Regions from separate parts of the Mus musculus genome. Here region 1 is linked to region 2. Evidence: chromatin contacts called from ENCODE Hi-C data. All regions are on one chromosome and are shown on one strand. Each heading gives the region's core, a stretch centred on a gene start or an enhancer-like site at or near the end of the contact. The rest is flanking DNA. Distances are from core to core; before and after follow the strand shown. Region 1 holds the start of Lmtk3 (lemur tyrosine kinase 3). Region 2 holds the start of Vmn1r58 (vomeronasal 1 receptor 58).

Evidence for each region. Hi-C counts contacts between places; a loop is a spot of excess contacts on that map.
Region 1: a map of T-helper 1 cell shows a loop between it and region 2 (311-fold over the local background). The contact joins the promoter of Lmtk3 here to the promoter of Vmn1r58 in region 2. A Hi-C loop is called at or near these places in 5 of 37 maps with a recorded cell type or tissue (T-helper 1 cell, T-helper 17 cell, T-helper 2 cell and 1 more).

The regions. Positions count from the first base shown.
Region 1 is chr7:45,782,194-45,787,031 of GRCm38, reverse strand. It overlaps Lmtk3 (lemur tyrosine kinase 3), which reads right to left and starts at 1,685. Exons shown (of 15, transcript NM_001290990.2): 1 at 1,351-1,685; 2 at 448-581; 3 at 72-222. The coding sequence starts at 1,426. It overlaps Gm5897 (predicted gene 5897), which reads left to right and starts at 2,565. Exons shown (of 2, transcript NR_153811.1): 1 at 2,565-3,763; 2 at 3,873-4,100.
Region 2 is chr7:5,409,645-5,414,501 of GRCm38, reverse strand. It overlaps Vmn1r58 (vomeronasal 1 receptor 58), which reads left to right and starts at 1,357. Exons shown (of 2, transcript NM_030739.2): 1 at 1,357-1,501; 2 at 3,078-4,857. The coding sequence starts at 3,273. The coding sequence ends at 4,205.

The DNA.
Region 1 (4,838 bases), core at 436-2,935, about 40 Mb before region 2:
CCCCTCCCTGAGCCACGAAAGGAAGCCCTCAGTGTTGGGATCGCAGGATTCTGGGGTGGAAGGAGCAGTACCTGAGTGTGGAGGCTGCGGGGCAGGCATTGGCAGTGAGACCTCTGCCAGCGGCAGAATATAGACATCAGGCAGCGACTGTGAGGAGGAGGTCTCCTCCGCAGGGGGGGTGTACTCCCCAGAGCAGTCCTCCCCTTCCGGGTTCTCAAACTCCTGGGGTACGAGAGGTGAAGAATGGGAGCATCGGGAGGAGGGTGCTGAGATGCCGCCATCCTGCCCTAATTGCCTCCCTTCAGTCCACAGACCTGTCCCTCAAATCCCAGCCCAATTTCCGCTAGTGTGCGCATCCCAAAGCCGTAGGTCTTGGGAGTGCTCTGGGACCTCCAGTCTCTTTGCTGCCTGGGGTCTTTCTCCCAGGTTAGTCCTAGGGCACCTCACCTTGAAACGAACATCACCCCGTTTGCAACACAGACAGGTAAGGAGGAGAAAGATGAAGGCCAGCAGACCCGAACAGGAAATGAGGACCACAGCGTAGGGCGGAGCCAAAGGGGCCCGGCTCAGAGCGAATCCATCTGTGGGCATAAGGCTAGGCTGGGGTCTGGGCTTCAAGACACTGGCTACCGGACTCATGCCCCTCCCATCCTAGGCTAGTCTTGGACTACAACCCCCATGATGCTCCGAATCCAGGGGCTCCTTGGCAGGGGAGCCAGGTGGTCTAACGTATTGTGGGAGTTGTAGTTTAAGGTCTTCCCAGGTGGTTGGGGGTGGGGTCCCTCCTATCGTTTCAAACTGGGACCCACCCCCCACCCCAAACGCATCCCGTAACCCGGATACATTCCAGTGACCAGCAATAGTGAGGCCTGGAGCTCTGAGAATTTACAATATGCTACCATAGACAGCTTCATGACCATCATTCCCCCAATAGCAGGCTGTTGGCAGATATTTGCCCCGAGCTGAACGCACTGCCCACCCCACGCCTGAAGGGTGACTGAGAACTGTTTCTTTTAAAGACACAGGGAACACAGACTTGTTCTCTAGCCTCAGCCTCAGACCTGAGGGAGGGGTCTCTGCAAAGCCTCAGCTGTGTTCCCCTTAGAAATAGGGTCTCTCTCTTTCCCAAAGGCCGCGGCCTTCCATCTCCCCGCGCACCCGTGTGCACTCGCGTGCACATGAGCTCACATGCACGCTCACAAGCACGCACTCGGCCCGCAGCCCACTCCCCACCCGCCCTGGCTGGTCTCCCTGGCCCTGCAGACCCGTTGGTCCCCAGGGACTGCGCACAGGTGCCGGGCGGACCCGGTGGGGGTGGGGCGCGGGCCGCGGACGGCTGGACATACTCACCCGGGTGCGCTGGGGACGCCAGGCAGCCGGAGGCGGAGACGGCCGCCAGGAGGATGAGTGCGCCGGGTGCAGGCATCTTGTCCAGGATGGAAGGGAGGTGGAGGAATCGGCGGCTGGGGAGGAGGGGGGGCGGGCCCTCAGCCCCCAGCCATGGGGACCCGCTCAACCCTGGCCTCCCTCAGCCCAGGAGAGGGGCGGGAGATGCAGGACAGGGGGAGGGAGGGGTTGCTTACTGGTTCTGATACCCCCCTCCCCCTCCTCGAAAGGACAGACGGATGAAGGGATGGAGAGGCGGACGGAGGAGAGGAGCTGGGGAGCCGGGGTTGCTGGGGTAGGGGGGAGGGGAAGATGGGGGGGGGAGAGAACGAGGGCCCCGCCCCCGAGGACAATCGGGATTGGGGGAGCAGAGAGCCTGTCAGAGGAAGGGTGGGAGGAGGAAGGAGGGAGCGTTGTCATGGCAACTGGTTCCCGGTTGCATTGGCTGCCAGGCGGGAGGGGAGAATAGGGAGGGGGAGGAGGGACAGACAGAGACCAACAGACCCTTGGAGGGGGGCAGGGTCCACAGTGCGTGGCCCTGACACCACTGTGACACAACACTGGTGCCCACACGTGTGCTACATGCTAAGATGCAGATAGCAAGCCCACGCAGCCCACACACAGCTGAGACATGTCACAGGAACCTTCACAAGCGCCTCTCATACAAAGGTGGACAGCCATCAGCAAACGGAGACAAGGACACGTCACACACAAAGACACAGGGACAGACCACACTGAGAATGCATAGGCAGTCCAGACTCTGGTTGGTACAGATTCACCCAGCCACACAGGAATACCCAGCATCACATGAACACACACGCACACGCACACATACAACACAGAGCTCCAAACATAGGGAGGTATCACAAAGATCCATTCAGACCCTTTGGGACATGAGGAGGCATGCTGTCATAAACTGATATTCCACACAGGCAACAAAGAACACACAGAAATCACTAACTCAAACACGTAAAGCCAGTTGCATGCACACAGACACAGGCTTGTCAGTCACATATGGAGCATACAGAAACAACACATGCATGTATGCAGGCACGGGGTTTGCACATTGCTCACCTTCAGGGACAAATGCATATCACATACATGCACACGGGAACACACGGTTCATACATGCAGAGCTACATAGCTTATGCAAAAACACAAATATAGAACGGGTACAAACATGCCCTGTGCACACGTATTACACACAAAGGCACACCACCTACCTAAATAGACAGCATGAATGGACACACTCTTTAGACGTGATTATGAGGACTCCTTATCCACTGCAGTCTCACACCACAGACATCAACACACATGGGCACAAAAGATGCATAAGCGTAGTTTATTTCATGTATTTATTCTTGGCAGGATTTACTCTGCGCCAGGCGTTTCCCAAGATTTACAGTATTACCTTCCAATCATTACAACAGCCCCCAAGACAGGTTCTTTTTTCATGCCCAATGTATAGGTAAGGAAACTGAGGCACAGAGAGGGGCAGTCACCTGCCCCATGCACAGAACAGGGGATAGGCAGAGGTAAGGCTGGAACCTGGCCGTCAGGGACACCGACACATCAGACAAGACACACACACACACACACATCACGTGCCAGGCTGCAGTCTCGGGGTCCCACCCTACGCGGCGGCACACAGAACTGCAGACACACCCGGAAGCGCGGACTGCCGCCCTCGGCGAGGATGTCTCCATGGTCCAGGAATACCTGCGACTCGTCCCCTCAATGAGGCTGGACCAGAGCTGCGCGCGCAGCACGGCTCACTGGGGGCACGGGGAGGAGGGGAAGCCTCGCGGGGGGCTCACTGGAGAAACTGAGGCAGGATCATCGTGGAATGGAAGTTCAGAAAGGTACAGGGAATGGGATTGCAGTGACCGGGGAGTGAGCACGCAAAGCGGACCCCCTGACTGAAGAACCAGAGCCTGGAGAAAGAGAAGCTCACAGGGAGTCGTGGGCCCGCGCAGAGTCTTCTGGGAAATGCAGTCCTTGTTGGTCTAGCGAGGAGGCTTAGGTTGTCCGTTGCGCCACCTGCGGGGGTTTTAGCCTGAGGGTGACAGGCCGGGCGGGCACTGGCTACCAGTAATGAGGGCGGGAAGATTGACGCCGCCGTTTGTTCATAAGTTCACTCAACAAATGTTTACTTTTGAGTATTTGAATGTGGTTGGCTCAGCGGTGTGCCAGGAGTCAGGACTGCTGGAAGAAGCCGGCTATGATGTCCAGCTCTTTAATCACCACCAAAGTTTTGTGTGGATTTGCTTTGTCGAGACGGAGTCTCACTGTATCCCAGCGCTACTGGAACTTACTCTAGCTCTGGACGTCCACGAACAATCTTCTGGCCTCAGGCTCTTGAGTGCTTGGATGACAGGTGTGGTCCAAGCCACATTTTAGAAACGATTACTTAATAATAATATGCATAAGTATTATATTATTGATATATTGTTGTCTTTGTTTGTTATTATCATCATCATCATCAGGATGGAGTAAGGTAGAGCCAGCAGAGTGCACCTCCTGAAGAGAACATGCTAAGAATTTTCTTGAGGCTGTGTTCAGAATCCAAACCCTAGGACCAGAAAACTTCTTTGTCCCAGTACACGTGTGCCTGCCCAGAGCTCTGACATGGGCATCTAGACCACACCTGTGGACCATTCAACTGTGTGTTTAGGACATATTTTGTTACCAGTTTTATAATAAAACTTTGTCAGAGAATGTGGTCTACCTACTTTTGGATCCTGAATGCTGGGATTAAAGGCATGGAACAACACACTCAGCAACTCGGGCTCTCTGTGAGAACAAGTGTTCCTAACCACTGAACCATCTCTCCAGCCCCAGCCCATAGGCTCACCTTTTAAGCTGGCCTCAAACTCTCAACAAGCTTTTGTTACCTCAGCTTCCAAAGTCCCAGGGTTGCAAGTGTCAGCTGCTACATGGAGTCTCTTCAGCAATGGCCAGGCACCAGCATCCTCATCTTCACAAGTCCCTCAGGCCATCTGTCATACAAGTAGAAAGGACTCTCCAAGGAAGATGGATCGAATGTGGGAAGAACTCGGGGCAGGTTTCTCTGGGAAGGAGACTGTAAGGCACAGATGGGGGAGGGGAAAGAGGTAACTGGGAAGTGGGTCAAAGAATGCTGTCAGAGGGCACAACCCTGTGGGCAGACTTGGCACATCCTGAGGTCAATGGAATGCTGTGTAGCCAAACTGCAGGGGAGTAGGAAGTGAGTGGTGTCACAGGGCACAGTGGATGCAAAGCATGCGGGTTGATTCTCAGCCTCCTGGCAACAGATGAAGGAAGCTGAGCTGTGCTGTGGAGAAGCTGACTCCGGTGGAACCTCAGCCTCAGACAACTGCAGTGAGAATCAGGGCTCAGGGAAGGGAGACAGCAGCTCCACTAACTGTCGTTGGCCGGGCAGAAGGAAGAGTTTGAAGATTGACAAGAGGAAT
Region 2 (4,857 bases), core at 108-2,607:
TTAATAGATGTTTCTTTATATTTTCATGTACATAGTATTACATTTATCATTATCATGTAATTTTCTGTTTTTCTTTTCATTAAAAATATTTATAAACACAAAAAAGAAAATATAGTTTCTAAAATTCTTCATTAATATGTTTCCATGAAGCCTTTTTAATTGGTAATTAGTATTATTAACTCTTCCCATATTCTCTCCTCCATCCCCTCAACATAATTTAATTAATCACTTTCCATTATTCCCTTTAGTCCTTAAATGACTTTGTTCTATCACAAGACCCTTAATCCTATGTCTCTTACTTTTATAGAAGTATTCCAAATTAAAGACATATAACTCAAGATTCAAAGTTAATGTCTACAAACTAAGGAAAATAAGCAATGTTTGTCTTAATTTCTGGGTTACCATATGAAGAAGGTTTGCTTCTCAATGATCCATTTATCTACAAAGTCGTAATATTATTTTGCTTAGCAGATGAATAATATCCCATGGTGTAAATGTACCTCATGATCATTTTCCATTCATTATCTGATGGATATTTAAAGTGTTTCTATATCATAGCTATAGTGAATATGGCAGCCATGAAAATGGGTGATTGCCTATTTTATTAACTGATTCCTCAATTCATTTTCTTGAGTGTAATTACAGAATTTGTTGGTTCCAAGTAAATTTCTATAAAAACTGGTACAGTCTAATATAATAATAAATTTCCATGGAGGTCTCAGAAAATGAGTCATGACCTATCTCAAACCACATAAACCCTAGAATAACCCAAGAACTCATGGTGGGGAACACAGGTTTCAGTTGTTTGATTTGTCAGACTAAAATGCCCTTGTCCACACATGGGAAAATACAAAGTTCCAGACTGCCTGGTGATGGTCTATCTGGAAGGACTTGATGTCAGCCAGATTTTACAAGGTGAAAGCATATTATGTAATGTACACACACACACACACATACACACACACACACCTGGATATAAACCTAAAATATCTCTTGATCTCCCCTGAAGAGCACCTCTCTACACCTGATGCCAACACCACTTTCCCACTTAAATACTCCCTAAGGAAACAAGGAAAACTTCTTGTAACTTTGGCTCTACTACTCATTATGATATAACAAAATCTTGGGCATCATCAATAATTACCAGGAAAGGAAAATGGTGATGTGCCTTTGGGATAAATGCATTTTCTTTCATTAAAAAGTTTTCCAATATACCCATACAGTCATATTCAATAACACGACAGATGACAAGGGAATGGACTCTCAGAAGTATTTCAGGACCTGACACTTCCCCTTTATGAGCTCTGATATCAGGCTTCATTCAGCAACCTGCACAGGACTTTATGGGAGAGGTAGGCACTTCTTTGAATCTGTCTTAGGAAATGGATACACAAAGATGTTCTTCAAAGGGAGAGGAACTCAGAGCTACGTTTCTTCAGTAACTACTCAGGAGCTGGCCTACATTTCTGTGAGTGACCCCATATTTGCTGGTCCTAAGCAGGTGAGAAATCTGCAAGTTTAAATTTCTGCTTAAAACTCTCTTCTCCTTCCTAAACTCCAAGGTGTCCTTTAAAGTAAACATTAGTCATTAAAATGCTTTTGTCTTGCTCTCCCTAATTTACCTAATTATGTCAATTTTTCATTTATCTAAAGAAATGATGTCTATTTCATGGCTCAGCATGTATATGTAAAGGTCCTTTAACGTGACATGTATACATTAAATAACTGGTTTTTAGTTGTTAGATGGAGGCTTATTCTTCCTATAGGGGAAAAAATGAAGTCAGGTCCAGAAAAAACATGAGATATATAAAACAAGTATACAAATAATCTGTGTGTGCAAAGCATTTAATAGTGATGGTGGTAATGTTTTTTATTGTGATTCACAAAAGAAGGAGATGACTCAGATATATGTCCAGCATCAAATTCCTCAGAAAAACAAATAAAACTCAGACTGTTATGAATCAACAGAATGCTAGGATCCCTCAGAATTTATTTCCCAAATGAATGAATACAAGTGAAATTTAAGGTTCTTCTGTGTGTACATAAAACTAGCATATTTTAAAAATAATAGATTGGTTTTTATCATAATGATGAGTAAAGTGAAAATATATCAACATTATATGGATTAATTTTGGGGGGATATTTCACTCACTCTTTTTTTATAAAGATTTTATTGGCTTGTTTTTTATTTATTTATTTATTTATTTATTTATTTAATGTATGTGAGTACACTGTAGCTGTCTTCAGACACAGCAGAAGAGAGAATCTGATCACATTACAGATGGTTGAGAGCCACCATTGGTTGCCTTGAATTAAACTCAGGGCCTTTGGAAAAGCAGTCAGTGCCCTTAATTACTGAGTCACCTTCTCAGTTCTTCATTCATATTCAATTATAAAACATGGATTTTAATTTTGTGTTAGATTTTTAAAGATTCTTTCTTTCTTTTTATTTTATGAACACTGGTGTTTTGCCAGCATGTATGACTGGGAAGGCCCAAATGCTTTGGAATTGGAGTTACACACAGTTCTAAGTAGCCATAACAGTGTTAGAAATAGAACACAGGTCATCTGGAAGCACTCTTAACTCCTGAGAAATCTCCCCAACACTTGATCAAATATGTAAAAGACATACTTATTTTATGTTATGCCTATTACAGTTTTGCTTGTGTGCATGAGTAGAAATACATGAATAAAGTGCCATGAAGCTGAGTAGAGGTCATTAGATCCAGAATCATCTCTCCAACAACACATTTGTATTTCTTAACACATTTTTATAACATGAGGGATGATGTCAGTTCTCATGAAGCAAAAATGCACTCCTGTCTATAAATACTCATGTATACATATGCAGAACCCATGCTGTATTAAAATGTGTGACATGCTGTTGAACAACACAGGTAGAGTTGTATTACACACACACACACACACACACACACACACACACACACATACATACACACACACACACACACACACACATACACACACACACACACACACTTACATCATGAGTGAAGGGAAAGGAAAATAAGTCTGAAGTTGATATTCTGGATCAATGTCCAATCATTGTTTTCCAGAAAAATCTCCTGTAGTGTGTCAAAGCAGTGGCAGCTTCTAAAAAACAAACAAACAAACAAACAAAAAACCTCCAAAACAATTGAAAATATTAGATAATTGAGAAGATTCTTGAAGAAAGCACTGCCCAACCTGATCCTTACACCACTGTGCTATGAAGCCATCTCCATGTTGTCTCAGAATAAACCCTGAAAACCATGGAAATGTTGGCTCTTCAGATCCTTTTGCTTTGCCATGTTGTGGTTGGGACTGTGGGCAACATCCTTCTGTTTGTCCATAACTTCTCTCCAATCTTGACTGACTCCAGACTGAAGCCAATACAGGTCATTCTAATCAACTTGGCTGTGGCCAATGCATTCATGCTCCTTCTGTTTGCATATTCATATGACCTTACTGATATTGTTCCCAGGAAGCCTCCAACTGACCTCAAATGTAAACTTGCATACTTCTTTCACATGGTGGCACGAGGCACAATCATGTGCTCTACCTGTATCCTCAGTACATACCAGTTTGTCACTCTTGTCCCTGGTACCTGGGCTAGGGTCATGTTCAGAGAAATATCCCCCAAGGTTGTGAGCTATTGTTGTTGCATCTGCTGGTTGTTCAGTGTCTTAAATAATGCTTACATCCCAATGAATGTCAGTGGTCCACAGAAATCACACAATGACTCTGATTCTAAAGGCAATTCAATATGCTCCATCTCTGGGGTCAGTGTAGACATGAATATCTTGCGGTTTTCCCATGACATCATATTCCTAAGCATCATGGCCTGGACCAGTGTCTCCATGGTGATTCACCTACACAGACACCACCAGAGAATGAACCACATACATAAGGCCAATCAAAACAACAGAGGCCATGCTGAGACCAGAGCAGCCCACACCATCCTGATGCTGGTGGTCACATTTGTGAGCTTATATATTCTAAATTGTATTACTATTTTATTTCACATTTCCTTTGTGGAATCTCGTCTCTGGTTGAGGTATGCCACAAAACTCCTGGCTCTAAGCTTCCCCACCATTTCTCCCTTTCTTTTGATATTTAGGGATCGTAAGGGTCATTGTTCTCTGCACATCATTGTCAGTATGGGAATCCACGTGACGGGGGGAGCCATTACAGAGGGACAGTAAGGTCAAAACACGGCCAAACCCTGAAAAAATCTCATCCTGATATCACCGGAAGGACTGATCCTGCCTTGCTCTAGGACTGCATCTACCCAATACACACAGAGCCAGTCCATCCCCCAGCTCTGCCACCCTGTGGTAGTCATGTAACCTAGTGGCCATGATGCAGGGTAAACTTCCTATCTCCTTATGAGAAGATGTCCAGCTAGCACCAGGAATGCCTAATCATGAAAATGAAGCAGTCCCAAGTGTTGTATAGACCATGCCACCCCTAATAAAGATGTCTGCTTCACTGAAAACCATCTTGAGAGAAGGCTGTTTCTCCTGGACTCAACACTGCCTGAGATTCTGATAACATGCCTGCATAAATATGCCTGTTTATTGGTTTTTTAAAGGACAGTTACTTGAAAATTGGACATAGTACTACCAGAGGATCCCACAATACCTCTCCTGGGCATATATCCAGAAGATGTTCCAACTGGTAAGAAGGACACATACTCCACTATGTTCATAGCATCTTTAATTATAATAGCCAAAAGCTGGAAAGAACCCAGATGTTCCTCAACAGAGGAATGGATACAGAAAATGTGATACATTTACACAATGGAGTACTACCCAGCTATAAAAAAAATGAATTTATGAAATTCCTAGGCAAATG